Linked DNA regions of Mus musculus: region 1 is linked to region 2. Evidence: chromatin loops called from intact Hi-C (ENCODE). Cell type or tissue: left cerebral cortex. All regions are shown on one strand.

Region 1 (8,000 bases), 230 kb before region 2:
CATTACAGAGAAAAAAGCCTCAGGTGAGGAAATGCCTCCATGAGATCCAGCTCTAAGGCATTTTCTCAATTAGTGATCAATGGGGTAGGCCCAGCTCACTGAGGGTGGGGCAATCCTTTGGCTGGTAGTCTTGGCATCTATAAGAAAGTAGGCTGAGAAGGTCATAAGGAACAAGCCAATAAGCAGCATCCCTCCATGGCCTCTGCATCAGCTCCTTCCTCTAGGTTCCTGTCCAAACTTCTGTTGGTAATGAACAGCAATGTGGAAGTATAAGTTGAATAAACCCCTTTCTTTCCCCACCCCCCCCAATCACCAAGCAATCTCTATGTGTCAAATAACTTATTATTTTTAAAATCAGATAGGGACTAGGCAGAGGGCTCAGTAAGGAAAGTACTTTCTTCATATTTATGAAGATCAAAGTTTGAATCCCCGGAAATCACACACAGACGGGCAAACAAGCACAGAAGTACACACACGTCTGCAATCCCAGTGCTTCTATGGTGAAATGGAAGGCAGGGACAGGGGAAGTCCAGGGTAGCTCTACTGACATACACAACAGAAAAAAAATAAGGCACCCTGTTTAAGGCAAGCAAAAGGTGAGGACCTACACCCACATTATCCTCTGATCTCCACTCATTTGCCCCCTCACGCCCCACCCCACCCCACCCCGAGTATATAAATACAGACATAATACCTGCTGCTCCAGATTCCTGGCTGTAACTAATAGATGAAGAACGTATAGTTCTTAAGCGTAAACTTTGGGCTCTTTCCTGTCGAGCAGCATCACAGGTCTGGTTTGGATGCCAGATCTGTTTACAGTGGTAGCAAAACTCTGTTCCACAGCCTTCTCGCCCACAAGTTAGTTTTGGACAGCTGGCACATCCAAATGCTATCACAGCGTATCTTGAAAAAAAAAAAGGAAAATGATTTAAAACGCATCACAAAACAAAAGCAACTTAGTAAAAATTGAAAAAAAGAATCCACTTAAAACACTCAGAGAGCACTTTTCATATCTGCATTAATACACATCATAAACAGCTACAGTCTAACCAACACGAAATAAGAAAAAGGACAGTTATAAATCAAAGGATATAAATGACTTTTAAAATTTCTAAATTCTTTACTTTTGAATTTTAGCCAGGTGTGGGTGGGGTGCATGAATTCCAGCACTCAGAGGCAGAGGCTGGCAGATCTTTGTGAGTTCAAAGCCAGGACTATATGAGAAGACCCTGTCTCAAACAAACTAAACAATAACAATGTCACATAATAATCTCATGGACTTCTACTGGAAGTGAAATAGACTTGGGGTGGAGTTGAAGAAGATGGCGAGTACATTTACGACTGGCCTTAATGTCTATTCTCTCAGTAAGTATTTTTAATATTTAAAATTTTAAACTTGAATTTGGGTACTGTTAAGACATTTGTCCCAGAGAAATTAAATTATCTTCACATCAACTTTCATAGCAGATATATTCATAATAGCCCCAACTGAAAAAAGGACCCAAATGTCCATCAACCAGCAAATGACTAGGCTGTCATGCACAGCTCCTACACAAGCATCAAAACAAATGACTGACAGAAGTAACAAGATGTAATCTCTGGGAGATTACTTCAAGTTAAAAAAAAAAAAAGTCAGTTTTAGAAAGTTACAAACTACATGCCTCTGTATGTGTAACAATTGAAATGACAGGCTTTAGAAATGGAAAGTGGATTAATGACTGCCAGGGCTCAAGGGAGAGAGCGGGAGGGAGTAGACACTTAGAATGACATGAGGGATTATTACCTTTTTTAAAAAATTGGGCTTTTTACTTGATTGCTTTGTTTTGTCTTAAATTTGAGACAGGGTCTTACTAAATTACTACATCTGAACTTGCTATCAGCCAGGCAGACCATGACCGTGTGCTCCTGCCTCAGCTTCTTCAGTTAGGGGTAGTGTTACAGCTGGCTGTAACTAGCAGCGTAAAAGATTGTGATATCCTTGACTGTGATGGTAGGCACACAAATCTACACCTGACACAAAATTCTATGTAAACCCAGCCCGCATCAGTTAGCTAGTACACATAAGAAGGGAGTCTGGGTAAGACGGAGACTGTGTGTAGTGACCTGAATGGTTCACCCTCCCCCACCCCATACAGCACTTGAGTGCTGAGCTGGAGGAAGCATGTCGCCGGAGGTGTGCTTTAAGGTTTCGGAAGCCACGTGCCAGTTCCCCTTTGCTCTCTGCTCCTCACTGCTCCCACGTGAGATGCTGGCTTTCAGCAGTTCCTTCCACCATGACTGCGGCTGCCCTTGCTCCCCCACTATGATGGTGATGGGCTCATCCTTAGGCACAGCAAGTTATCATAGCAACAGATAAGTAAATAATGCACTGAATCTATGCCCCAATCCTTCTATGGCAGAAGCGATGACCATACTGTGATACAGCTCTGTAAAATGGTAATGGGGGAGAGGAACAAACTGATACACGGGAGCAGTTCTATTCCTGTAAGTGCATATACATGAGCATATACAAATGAGTTGTCAAAACTTAGAGCTTTCTAGTTCTTATTGAAAGCAACATCAAACAAGCCTATCGATTAAGTTTTTGTTTGTTTGTTTTTAAAATACCAACACTTTATGGAAAGTTAGGGGAGTTTTGATGTTCTTCTTGTTACTGGCAACAAATTTTAAGTAATAATCATAACTAAGATTGTATCAAATTTCAAGACTATCTGCATAACTACGAGACTTGAAGAAGCAGGACATTCCACCCTTTTTGATTTACTGCTTAAGCATCCCATTCTTCATAGTCAAAGTTTTCACCTTAAATTCTATTGTACTTCTGGGAGAATTTGTTGAAATAGTACAAATTAATGGCAATTTAAATAAAAGGGGGAATTTAGAATTTCATTTCCCTGCATTTTAAGATAACCAATGAAGGGCTGGAGAGATGACTCAGCAGTTAAGAGCACTTGCTGTTCTTACAGAGGAACTAGGTTACATTTTCAGCACCCACATCCATAAAGTAGTTCACAATGGTCTGTAACTCCAGGCACAGGAGATTTGATGCCCTCTTCTGGACTCCATAGGCATTACATACATGGCATTACATACAAGTGGTACACAGATTTACATGCAGCAAAACACCCATACACATAAATATAATACTTAAATTTAAAAAAAAAAAAAGAAGCTAATTCACTGTAGTTTCAGGTATGGTGGAAAGAATCTACATTTTATTTTCAACTCTAAAATATTTATTCAATTTTAATACATAATGTGGCAAGTGAGTAAATAATCCATGTATGTTTTCTTGTTATTTTTTTCTTTTATAACTATCGCTAATCTTCTCTGATTTTGTTGTGGGTCCCTTAGATTTAACCGTCCCAGTTTATGCTGGCCAGTTTCTGACATTTCATTAAATAACTTGTATTCTGGGGTTCCATGAAGAATACTAAAAAAACCACATTCTTCTTCTCCATGATATATACAAGACTCATTTCTCTGTGTTTTACAGTAGCATTAGATGTAATGATCCTTAGAAAGGTTCCTTTAGGTAAAATGTTTGTCCATCTCAAAATCTAACTTCAGGAGAATGATTTGCAAATCACTGTACCAGTGAAAATATTGTGCAAGTTGGTCTACAGGCTCAAGAGTGATACCATCACATCTAAGCTGTTTGTTTAAACAGGATCCAGGTATAGTGGTGGAAGCAAACTCTGGGATCTATGATGAGTTATACTCTATGTCTAGAAAAATAGCAATAATTTTCTGTAACTTTCAGATAACTTGAGCAAGAGATCCTGGCCCTGGTGTTCCCCTGTACTGAGGCATATCAAGTTTGCAATACTAAGAGGCCTCTCTTCCCAGTGATGGCCGACTAGGCCATCTTCTGCTACATATGCAGCTAGAGACACGAGCTCTGAGGGTACTGGTTAGTTCATACTGTTGTTCCACCTATAGGGTTGCAGACCCCTTCAGCTCCTTATACAACCCTGGCTGGCTTTGAATCTACTGTGTAGCTGAAGGTGACCTTAAATTTCTGACTGTCTGCTTCCACTTCCTAAGTGCTAAATTATAGGCATGCACCAACGCACCCAGCTCATACGGTGCTGGAGGTCAGCACCTCACACACACTAGGCAGGCATTTTACCTGCTGAACGCACCCTTAACCCCTTATAGAGTACCTTTAATGTTTTTGTTGTAACAGACACTTAGTATCAGAAAACATAATTCAAATCTGATAGTAGATTGTACCTGAGTTTTATACAATTAATGAATCATGAACTATTAAGTAAGTTTTTTAATGCTTTATATCACACAGTAATCATTGGTAGACAATTGTGTGTTCAAGGATTTTTCCCACAGAAAATACATAACTTTTTTCATTTAAAACTATAGACAATCTGAAAATTTATTCAACAAGTTCTTTTAAAAATTTTTTTTATTAGGTATTTTCTTCATTTACATTTCCAGTGCTATCCCAAAAGTCCTCCACACCCTCCCACCCCACTCCCCTACCCACCCACTCCCACTTCTTGGCCCTGGCGTTCCCCTATACTGAGGCCTATAAAGTTTGCATGACCAATGGGCCTCTCTTTCCACTGATGGCCGATTAGGCCATCTTCTGCTACATATGCAGCTAGAAACACGAGCTCCGGGGGGTACTGGTTAGTTCATATTGTTGTTCCACCTATAGGATTGCAGATCCCTTTAGCTCCTTGGTTACTTTCTCTAGCTCCTCCATTGGGGGCCCTGTGATCCATCCAATAGCTGACTGTGAGCATCCACTTCTGTGCTTGCTAGGCCCCGGCATAGTCTCACAAGAAACAGCTATATCAGGGTCCTTTCAGGCAAAGCTGAACATTGTACTTAAGAAGTTCTTGAAAATTAGTTTGATTCTGGCAATGAATTCTGAAACTATAATTTGATAAATTCGCATCATAGCTTTCCCTATAATGAAATAATATAGAAATTCAGGGTTTTCATACTCTATTTATATAATGTATGGTGTACTAATGGTATGTTAAATTTTACTATTCATGGCTTTTAATATTTAGCAGTCTTGTATGTGTTTGTATGTAGTAAGTGAAGGATATGCACACACACACACACACACACACACACACACACACACAGAACATGGAGGCACATGCATGTGAAGTCAGGGGCTGATACTAGCTGTCTTCGTTCAATAACTCTCCACTTAATTTAGCTAGACTGGCTGGCTGAAGAGCTTCGAGTATCCACCTGTTTCTGCCTGCCCCCTAGTGATGAGGTTGCAGGTATGCCCACCATGCCTAGCTTTTTTACATGGATTCTGGGACACAGACTCAGATCCCCATGTTTGTTTGCATATCTGTAATTTTGTCAATTGAGCTATCGCTTTCCCATCATTGCTGTTATATTAAGGGCATACAACTGGTTTCTCTTAGTTCTGACAACTGAAGATAATAAATGTATGAACCAAATACATATGCAAAATTAGTTTATTCTAAATGCTGAGCAAATGACATGTCATTTAGAACTTGGGGCAAATGAGTTATTTAACTCCTGTGTGTAGCAAATCTTGAGACTTGAAAATGTTCCCATATGGACATGAATACACAGGTCTGTGGTATAAAATGCCTTTCAAAAGGGTCATTTATTTATGACAACAAATAACCCTAACACAAACATTCTATAATCCCCCAATAAAAACTGCCCATGGATGGGGAAATCCAATTTGCTTATTGCTTAATCTTGATCACTACCATCTTAGTAGCTGTCTTCACAAAATGCAAGTGAGAATTTAACAGAGACAATATAAAAACAGATTAGAATTTCTGACTTTTAATAGTTAATATGGTATATACCCAAAATGTTTGAGTGGATAGGTTATTTGGTATTTTAAGACTATTCTATAGACTACAAGAAAATTCTTATTTTATCCCCAGAGAAAAACAAATTAAAGTAAGCCAAAAGATATGTTCTCACCCACAGTCTGGAGCCGGACACCACCTACAGTCAGGATCTGCAACAAGCCACCGTCGAAGCATAAATTCTTCATATTTTTCCATTAAGACATCATCACTTAATATCAAGCGAATGTCATGAGGATTAAACCGTTCAGTGCATTCTGGACAACTGATATTAACTCTACTTTCAGAGATTTCTATCCTTAGGTATTGTCGTAAGCAATCCACACAAGATCTATGGTGGCATGTCATTATATCAGGAAATCTGTCTTTAGAATGCCGTAAAAGGCACAAAGGACATTCTATAAAGTCTCCAATTTGTTTGCTGATGGAAGTCAATCCATTGTCAGAAGAGGTATTTGTAGAGAAAATGGAGTTCTTATCAGCACACATTTCAGAATGTATACTCTCAATACTTGCAATTCCATCCACTCCACCATTGAGCTCCCTTGATTTTCGTTTGCTGTCCTTCTTCCTCCGAAAGAGAGAGCCTATTGAAATCCTTCTCTGTTTGGGTGCCTTTTTGACAGAAGGCAAGCTCACGGAGGAAGTAGAAGACTGAAGATCTCTATCTGAGCCCATTTGCTGATGTAAACTCATGTCTAAAATGCTCATCAGAATTGAGTCAGAGTCAATGTTCATACACAGCCCTTCATTATACTTAAAAATAAAACTTATTTCTTGTTCTTGCATTCAGATTAAGTCATGATGTAAAAAAGATCCATTCTTCAGAGAATCTTAAAAAGTTCAAGAGAAGACTGTTGTCACAGATGTCCTAAAAAACAAAAACAAAAATGTATTTTAATGTATGTTTTTATACTCTTGCAGGTTCTCTGTGAAAAACTTAGCAAGTATGTTCTATAAACATTAGCTTAAAACTTAAAGCCATTAGTCTACAAGAAGATATACAGTGAATGCTAAGATAGCAATGAGGACATTCCTTAATCCTAAGAAAAGATTTTCTACACTTGAGCTGAAACAGTTGTTATAAAAGTCTTAGGTAAACTTTGATCATCTAAGATAATCAAATCAATCAGCTATCGCTGACTTAAATGGCTCCTCACTGCCTTTAGTTTGTTTTTAATTGGAAATAAAATGTACATGCAAACACAAAAAGCTTATATGATAATCTTGAAGAAAAACATTCTTCATGGAAGAAGGAAACTCCCTCCTTAAAGTTGTCCTCTGAAATCATGCATACACCATGTCATGTGAACATAGAAACACACAATAATAATCAGTTACAGGAACTTCATCTATCTAAATGTAAAGAAGCTTGTAGGAGACAAAGGAGGGGAAGATCTCAACAAGTTGGTTTCCTAAACAGACCATCACAAATGCTAATCATAAAATAAAAGATGGCTAAATAACAGAATGCAAGTCAAGAGACTTTCTTATTAAGTGTTAAAGGCATGGAGAACACACACGCCACAAACAGCTAATAAAATAACAGTGTCCAGAACATGCAAAGAGCACTTACAAGTGCATAAAAATAGACAACCAAAGAAAAACAGACAGAGGACATAACAAGCACTTCACCAAAGCGTGTTTAAATGTGCAACACCATGACTCGTCATTACACTTACAGTTACACAGCGAGGCCACTACACACCTACAAGGTATTTCAGAGGTGCACAGGGATTTGGAGGGAGCACTCACAGAGTACTGAGGAGTATGATGGAAAACTGCTTTGGAAACTGTTTAACAACACCCACCAAGCTGGAACACATGGACACCCAGCATTTTTACTCCTAAACAAGACCACACACGATAAACCACGAAACATGTTTTAAAAAAAATAAGCTTTCTTACTATACAAGTAGATTTTATACAATAGTACCAATAAAAAAAAAGTACAATCTGAGAGCTACGCAAAGACTCTAGCAGTAGTTTTGAGAATTACAAAAAACAAGCAAACAAACAAACAAAACCCCAAAACAACTAAAAAACAATCACAACTAAAAAATAAAAATTCAAATTCAAACATTAGATACCATTTGTGATCGTTTTAGATACCAACAAAAGTTGTAAAGGGTTGATACTAGTGCAGTTGTCTTGCACAAT
Region 2 (8,000 bases):
GTGTCCTCCACCTGAAGAGGACTCAGGCCCACAGCTATGATGGGCCAGCATGCCTGACAGGAGACATAGGACTCCAGTCTCTCTAAGCTAGATGACTTCTTGACATGCCTGTCTCGTGTGTAACATGAGAAAAGGGAGGGCTGAGGAATAATGCTCAACAGACAGATACCTGCATACAACAGACAGATACCTGCATACAACAGACAAACAAATACCTGCATACAATAGATACCTGCATACAACAGACAGATTCCTGCATACAACAGACAAACAAATACCTGCATACAATAGATACCTGCATACAACAGACATACCTGCATATAACAGACAGATACCTGCATACAACAGACAGACAGATACCTGCATACAACAGACAGATACCTGCATACAACAGACAGATACCTACATGGGAAAAATCTAAAAAATAATTCAAATGAAGCCACTACAGGGAGCACTACTGTGACCTTAGAACAAGCTGATAAAACCGTCCTCTTCCTTCTGTTGTTGAGTTATATGTTCATAATTAACAGAAACCAGCTACTGTTTCACACACATGCACACACACACACAGAAGCACACACACACATGCACACACTATACACAAACACAGGCACACACACATATGCACACACCACAAACACACACAGGCACACACACAGGCACACCACACACACACACACACACACACACACACACACACACACGGGTGCACGGGCACACTTGCACGTACACACACACATGCACTTGCACATGGAGCTCTAGGGCTCCCACACTGCCCTACTGAGTGCACAGGCTTCCGTACCTTCCAGAACTTGTCATTACAATGGATCAGGTGGTGGTCAGCCCATGGCCTGCACATCTATCTAATGGGAACAGAGAACTCACCAAATATCAATTTTGAGTCCGTTGGAAACTAAGAACTGAATGGTGTCCACATGGCCACACAGGTGGAGGGCCGTGTTCCCCTGGTAATCTGTGGCCAGTGGATCAGCTCCAAACTTATGCAGCAGCTGGCAGATGTCCACATTCCCTCGGGCCGCGGCGAGGTGAAGGCCCGTTCTGCCTCTGCTGTCTCGGATATTTGGATCAAAGCCACTTTCCAAAAGCCTCTTGGAATAGGTGAAGTCCCCATCGATGCAAGCTTGGAGCAAGGGCACGTTAGTCTGTGAAGAATCATTCACAAAAACGTAGGACATCGTCTGTGGTGGACGGCCACTCCTGCAGTGGAAGGAGGCGAGGGACAGCTGGTGAGGCCTGTGGCAGGCAGGCAGGCAGAGGAACTCTATCACCATTCTTATCTCACGCTTGGAATACATTTCCTTACCAAACAAACAACAATCACAAAAGTATCTACTGTGTCTTATTTTCCGCTAAAAGAATTCCTTTTCTTCATATCTGCAGGATCAAAGTGGCAATTAAATTACTGTAAAACTCTTCATTTTTATCACAATAAAGGGCTGAAATATTTTTAAAGCTAAAATACAATTAGATTTTAAGTCATGACCTTAAAAGGGAACTCGTGTGAACTTTGAGCTGTAGAACGAGCCATCGCTACGTGTGCACATTACAGCTGGCACTCTTACTGCGTGGAAATTCTTCTTCAGACTCTTCCTTCTTACGAGAGATGCTCTATAGAGCTAACAAAAGTACCCGTGGGGAAAGCCCACGAGCCAACGCAATCTACCCTGCAGAACACTCTATCTGAGGTGCAGGACTTAAGACTTCGTTTTAAAAGTTAAAGGAACCAACACACTGATTTTTAAATGTCATTAAATCAACAGACTTCTACAGAATTAACCTCTTCTGCTGTCTTATGGTCACCTCAGTACTCGGTTTTTCGAAACTCCCAGTGTCTAAGAACTGAGATGAGGAAGACAGACACAGGCCAAGGCAGCAGCTGTGCCCAGGGTACAATTCACAGCACCAAAGCCCCCACTCCACCTGGGTTCTGTGATCTGAATTCCCTGGAGGCTAGGCACATAGTAGGCAGCTCTAGTACCAAGTCCCATTAGTGTTCCAGAGAGCTCGCACTGAAAAGCTAGCCCTGTGCTGCCTTAGCCACGGTGTGCTGCCTTAGCCACAGCCCACCCTGCTTCACCAGCTCTCTCCTGCCCTTCACTTCAGCTGAGAAGAAAGTCAAGTCTCTCAAAAGGAACTCTGAAGAGAGACAGCAACGCAGAGACCGGGTGTTTACAGAGAAGGCTCTTTAAAAACAATTCATTTATTTTTCTATCATGTGTATGTCTGTGCACACCATGTGTGCATGCCACTGTACATGTGAGAGGGCCAGAGAACAGCTTGTGGAAATTGGTTCTCTCCTTCTACCATGTGGGTCCCAGGCATCAAACTCAGGCCATCCAACTGGGCTGCAAGCAGCTTTATCTTCTGCGCCATCTTGCCAGCCCCTGTGGAGAAGGCTCTAATTCACAGGCTCAGCTTGCACAGTTTCTCAGGTGAAATCTGCCTGGAACACTAATGGAACTGGGTACTAGGCCAACTGACTGTATCTAAGCCCCTTCCCGAGGGTCCGGGAGTGCAGAGCCCAGAGGCACCGAGCCTGGCAGGTTCTCAGCCTCTCTATTCGGCTCTGCAGCCCAGGCTGCCTGGCTCCAGAGCACTGTGTCTACCTCCTCTTGGCTCTGAGGCAGGCATCAGCCCGTACACACTGAGGACCTGTTCCTTCTGTCCCTCCAGTGCTGGGCCCAATGGAGCAGGCATATACTTGGGGTTTTTACTGAATGTTATGTAACCCTAACAACTTCAAGCTAAGTTTCACTCTCCATGAATTTCTGGAAGAGTCCCTTTAGACTTCAGGCCAAGGAGATGGGTGGTCTTCCTGGTCTTTCAGACAGAGACCTGGCAGAAATGTGCAGGGTTATACAGAAAAGACTAGAGACAAGCAATCAAGGAATGTCACCTATAACAAGGTGCAGTGTGATAAAGAGCGCACTGTTCCGTGACACACACGGCCAGGGGGCCTGTGCACATTCCCCAGAACACCTGAGGTGAAGCAGCCACTGGCCAGGCCACCCAAGTGACGGCCAGGCACTCAACTCGGGAGTGAGAAGGAGAGTACAGGGGCGTGACTGTGACATGGAGCTGTGACTACTGACAAAGTGCAGGCAGGAAAGAGTCCTCCATGTGTCATCTTCAGGGAGAAGCCGGGCTCTGGAAGTCACCCTCAGCCTCTGGATTCTCAATGCATATTGGCCACAGAGTAAGTGGAAGCTAACCTCTAACTTTAGCTGATTGATTTTTGCAGGGTCATGAAATTGGAGCCCAGGGCTTTGCAAAAGCAAGGTCAACCACTGAGCTACCCTAGCTCCACAAATAACTCTTAGAAAGAAAATGCTGTTCATAAGTGGGGGAAAGGTTCGCAAAGACCCGGAGCATATAGCTCTGCCAGACAAACGGTCTGGCTCTTGTCTCTGCAGCAGCCCCTGCACTTGCCAGGCCTTGTTCTTAAATCGCTTGTCACCCACCCTCAGACTTCCCTTGGGCCCATTTGGTGCAGCAGTGTACCCGGCTCAATTCCTATGAAGAACTGTTGAAGCAGGGTGCTGGGCAGCAGCCTGGGTCACAGAAGCGCAGCATCAATCACTAAACATTCACTGTGCCTGAAATCCGTCATTTGAGCTGGTTGTACTTAAAGTCCAAATCCAAGAGAAGCAGGAGGGAGAGATCTGAAGTCTGACCCATGCGAGGAGCAACTCTTAGGACTGTAGAGCCAGTTTTCTTGTTGCTGGGAGCTGACAAAGTTTGGCCACCCAATCCAGATGTGTGTGGTGCTGCGCTGCCTGGGAGTGAAACCAGTTTGGATCCTTCTCAGCTGTGTGACTTAGTCCTCAGGCTGCAGTTATTACAGTCCCAGGCACTACAGTACCCTGCTGTGCGGGAAGCAAACTTGAAAGGCATGTCCATCCCTGGGTAACAGAGTAGCTTCTAGCAATGGGGTGACATCTAGTGGGGAGAAAAACCTTCCAAGAACTGGCAGAGTAAAAACACAACATCTGGAGTAGCCTACAATGGGGGCAGCCAAGCCCCAGAAAGCACACTGGCTGTCACGGAGGCCCTGGTTTGTAAGGGCAGTGTGCATGAGGCCTGCCCACAGACAGGCACACAGGCAGACTTGTGGGCACTGCCATAGAAGTATGCGGTCAGGTGTGAGGGGTGGTGCAGTCTCAGAACTCTTGCCCTGCGTGCAGCACTGATGCCATCACTCACCCTACCCTAGCTGTCCTTCAGGCCTCAGCTGTGACCGAAACCTAAACAACAAGCAAGGAGGTTTGGGTAGAAGCTTGAGAGCTGCCGACTTGATGGTAAGTTCTATGGAACATGATTTTCCATTTACATCCCAAATTCTAGATTCACAGTCTTGGATCAAAGTACACAAGTTCTAGGATCAAATTCTTCATGGCCGGAAACTAATGGGAAGTGACGTGCTTTCGTCTGGGCTGTGCTGGAAGCCTTACATTTCTTTCCCTATCCAGAATCAAGAATCAAGTTCATACAGTATGGATTTGATTTTCATTTTGAAAGTCACTGGGAAAGCATGAATAAGTGCGACAATCCTGGTTCAAATGCACTGGTGACATCACACCTATGGAGGAGCAATTAGAAGCAGGTATTAAAGCTAAGATGCCGGAGCAAAATGTATACAAAACTGGCATGTTGGGGAAGGGGGCCATGAGATCTCAGTGCACAAGGCAGGGAGGGCTGTGGGGAGGACTTTGGGGAGGGCCGAGGGGAGGGCTGCGGGGAGGACTGTGAGATCTCAGTGCATACGCTGCCTAACATCACAGAAAGCAGCAGAGGGAAGTAGTGTGTGGGAGAGGGAGCCCAACCTGGAGTCTCCGTGCTCTTGGTTGTTCTTATCCCTGTAAAGGAGTCCAGTGGCTTCCAGTTAGAAAGCAACCACCCATGCCCGTGCGCACTCCTAGATCTCCCAGGGAGCGGCGACTGCTCATAACCCAAGTGGACACACACCACAGACCTCAGGCCAGGGGATAGACACACGTGTTCACATTCCAAATGGACTCCCTCATCCCAAGAACAATCCAGCTCTGCAGGGTCACTGCTCCACAGGAAGCAGCCGGCACAGCGTTCTGAAAGCAATCCTGTCGTCACTGAATACAAGTAAGGTTTTGTGGAACAACAATAACAAAGTCTTTGACAATGTCCTCTAGTGGACAGGACGTGACTGAATTCCTGGCCTTGCTGTGCCTAAGCATTTCTCACTGTCTGAGATAACAAGAAACTAAAATCACTAAGACAGGGGCGTCTGCTGTATTCTGGCAATATTTAGATTATTTATTGCTTTATTGACTAGAGTTTAGTCACAACTCAACTTTTTTAGAAAAGATAATAGATTTAAATCAATCTAAATAAATCTCCATAAAAGTAATCATTGCTAGTTTAGATAGGTTAATACTTTTGTTTTCTAGATTCTTTGCTATGTAAGTCTGCAGTGTCTGAAACTCTCACTACATGGGGTCCTTTTCAGTTTATGATCTATACTGAACTGCCTGGACATTAAAGGCCTGGGAGGTGGAGCCTTCTATGTTCTGCCCCTCGCTGATAGACAACGGCTGATTTAACAGCATTTCTCATATCCAACAGTGACACCTTGTGAGGCATCAGCGTGGTTTAGTTTTAGAGACAGCCTTGCCTTGTACGTGAAAATAGAATTATGCAGTGGCTGGCAGGTGCTGCATCCTTCAGGCAAAGCCTCTATCTGAACAACACGGGGAGCGACTTCTTCCTTCACACAGCCGCGAAGACGGTCTAGTAGACATCTCTGGGCTGTCTGACTGCCATGAGGCTACACACATCATAGTATTACACCAAGTGACCTTTATAGACCCTTAAAACCCAGCCACTCTTACAAAGTTGGTATGCTACCCCGGAGGCCTCGGTTGGACCTAACACATAACTGCAAGCGGCCAGCTTTCCTTCCCAACAGCTGTTAAAACAGCATTGTTGCTAAATGACCCTGAATTGGGAGAAGGCCCTGGCACACAGCTGTTGGATGTCTAAAGCTGAAACCTCTCTGATGGCCGGGAAGTATCTCATCGTTACAGGGAGCTCTGGCTCGCTCCTCTCTTGGCGATGATGTGTAGGGGTCATCTTTTGAGACCTAGTGAGGTAGGATGAGTTCAAGGACCAGGATGTAATAAGAAAATGAGGAGTTTTCTCCTTCTCACAATGCCAAGCCCAGATAATGGGCTAAGACTACGTAAGGGATCCCAGGCAGGCATCAGGTTGTAGCTGAATCATTCTGTCACGTAGGAAACTGTGGTGGGGTGGAAAGCGGGGAATGCCTGTAACTGAGGCAGAGCAGATCCAGCAAGTCCTGGAGTTCCTCCAACAGAATACTTTCAAGTAGAAGAGGAACAAATCAAAGCAAGTCTCCATTCCACTAAGCCAGCCTGCGCACAGCCTCTCCCAGCAAGGTGTCACACAGGCAGGCGGGTGCAGTCTCTCAGAGCTCTGGGGAGTCTTTCAGAGACACGGACTGAGTCTGGCAGGTCCCACGTCAGCACCCAGGAATTATGGATATGTGGTGGGGGTAGCGCTGTGCATGTGTAGAGAGGTCAGAGGCGCAGGCTCCCCTGGAAGTGGAGTTTCAGGAGGCTTTGAGTCACCGCACATAAGTGGGTCCGCTGGAAGAGCACACTACTCTCTTAGCCACGGAGCCGTCTCTGCAGCCTCCACTCCGGCTATCTGTACAGACTGTTCAGAAGCTCAAAGGTCAGTGTGGCAGCACAGGGAGAACGAGCTCCCTGAACGCAGAGCACTCCCTACACAGCCACACTCAGACCCGCCAGCCTCAACTGTGAATAATATCTCCTGCCTGGGCGGATCATCCAGTGGAGACTCAGACCCCAGGAGTTAAAGCTCCTTGCTATTTTACATACATGCCTGAGTTCTCTTCCAGTTCTTATTCACTATCTCTTAAAACCACATTTTGTCATTCACACTATGACTAATACTAAGGAGACTGGCGATAATGGTAAATGTTCTCACTTTTCAAAATGTTCCGTATGACCTGTCACTAGAGACGTGACAAACTAACTCTTAACAATTCTTTCTTTAAAGTTTGAATAGCTGCTACTCTGAGCGCTGTTCTGGCACTCAAGAGGACCACACTGTTCAGAAAGGTCACGGTGACATGAGAATTGTTCTTGAAGAGGCTTTTAGAAGACGATGACCTCACGGGCTCCAGATGCTATAACAAGTTTCTTACTGTTGAGCTCATGGGACAAATTATACCCCAGAAGGCACAGGTTTTGGATTCTGGAAAGTGAAATGAATCAGAAATGTTTTGTATCTTAAGCTACAGAGGCATAAGAAGAAACAGCGACAAATTAAAGCCATGCTTCAGGTTCAAGACAGCTTGAAAATATGACTTTGGCCTTCAGCCTGTCTCTCCAGCAATACTCATCCTTTCTTCTACCTGGACTGAGCTGATCTTGGTTTGTAGCTATGGTTTATCAGGTGATTATAGGTGTTACCACCACTTCAGAAACAGATACACCCGGGAGGCCTCACCACCCTCATAGCTGCCACTCCTGGTTGTAATGCACAGGGATATCTGACCATCTAAAGGCCCCCCCCTCACTTTATGGATATTTCTTCTATATCCTTCAGTCTCTGCCTGAGCCCCCTCTAGGGACCAAACAGGGAGAAATCTCTGGCACACCTGCTGCCAAGGCTCCAGCCAGCTTCAAGGCCGCTGCTGGCACCGTCCCTGCTGGTCTTACTCAGAACACCCTCTGATCCCCGGTTACTGACTTCCTACTCCAATACCACAGGCTTCTGCTCTAATTCTCTCCTTCTCCTTACTGCAGATATCACTCTTCTTGAGGTTTACTAAAGTGGTAAATTAGATGAAAGATTTTAATGATTATTTATAAATTCTGAAGGAATGCTGACAACTGTAGAATACACTTAGTACAGCCAGGGATGTTACTTTTAATATGTAAACAGACATATGGTCT

The links. Hi-C counts contacts between places; a loop is a spot of excess contacts. Peaks named below come from ENCODE experiments on the same cell type or tissue, not always from the same donor. Only the 100,000 strongest peaks of a DNase experiment are listed, where the experiment ranks them.
Region 1: a loop joins it to region 2, with 3 times the contacts of the local background. A loop is called at or near these places in 8 of 42 quality-filtered maps.

What each region holds. Positions count from the first base shown.
Region 1 is chr15:36,259,321-36,267,320 of GRCm38, forward strand. Rnf19a (ring finger protein 19A) reads right to left here. Exons shown (of 10, transcript NM_013923.2): 2 at 5,956-6,711; 3 at 695-903. The coding sequence starts at 6,629. Among named protein-coding and RNA genes, the nearest start is that of Rnf19a, 20 kb to the right of the region's middle. In left cerebral cortex, CTCF peaks have their summits at 3,057 (motif pointing left) and 5,265 (motif pointing left); a DNase peak (open chromatin) is centred at 3,029.
Region 2 is chr15:36,484,910-36,492,909 of GRCm38, forward strand. It overlaps Ankrd46 (ankyrin repeat domain 46), which reads right to left. Exons shown (of 5, transcript NM_175134.4): 3 at 886-1,218. The coding sequence starts at 1,196. Among named protein-coding and RNA genes, the nearest start is that of Ankrd46, 7.9 kb to the right of the region's middle. In left cerebral cortex, CTCF peaks have their summits at 3,961 (motif pointing left) and 5,191 (motif pointing left); DNase peaks (open chromatin) are centred at 3,961, 5,038 and 6,398; H3K27ac peaks cover 1,185 bases.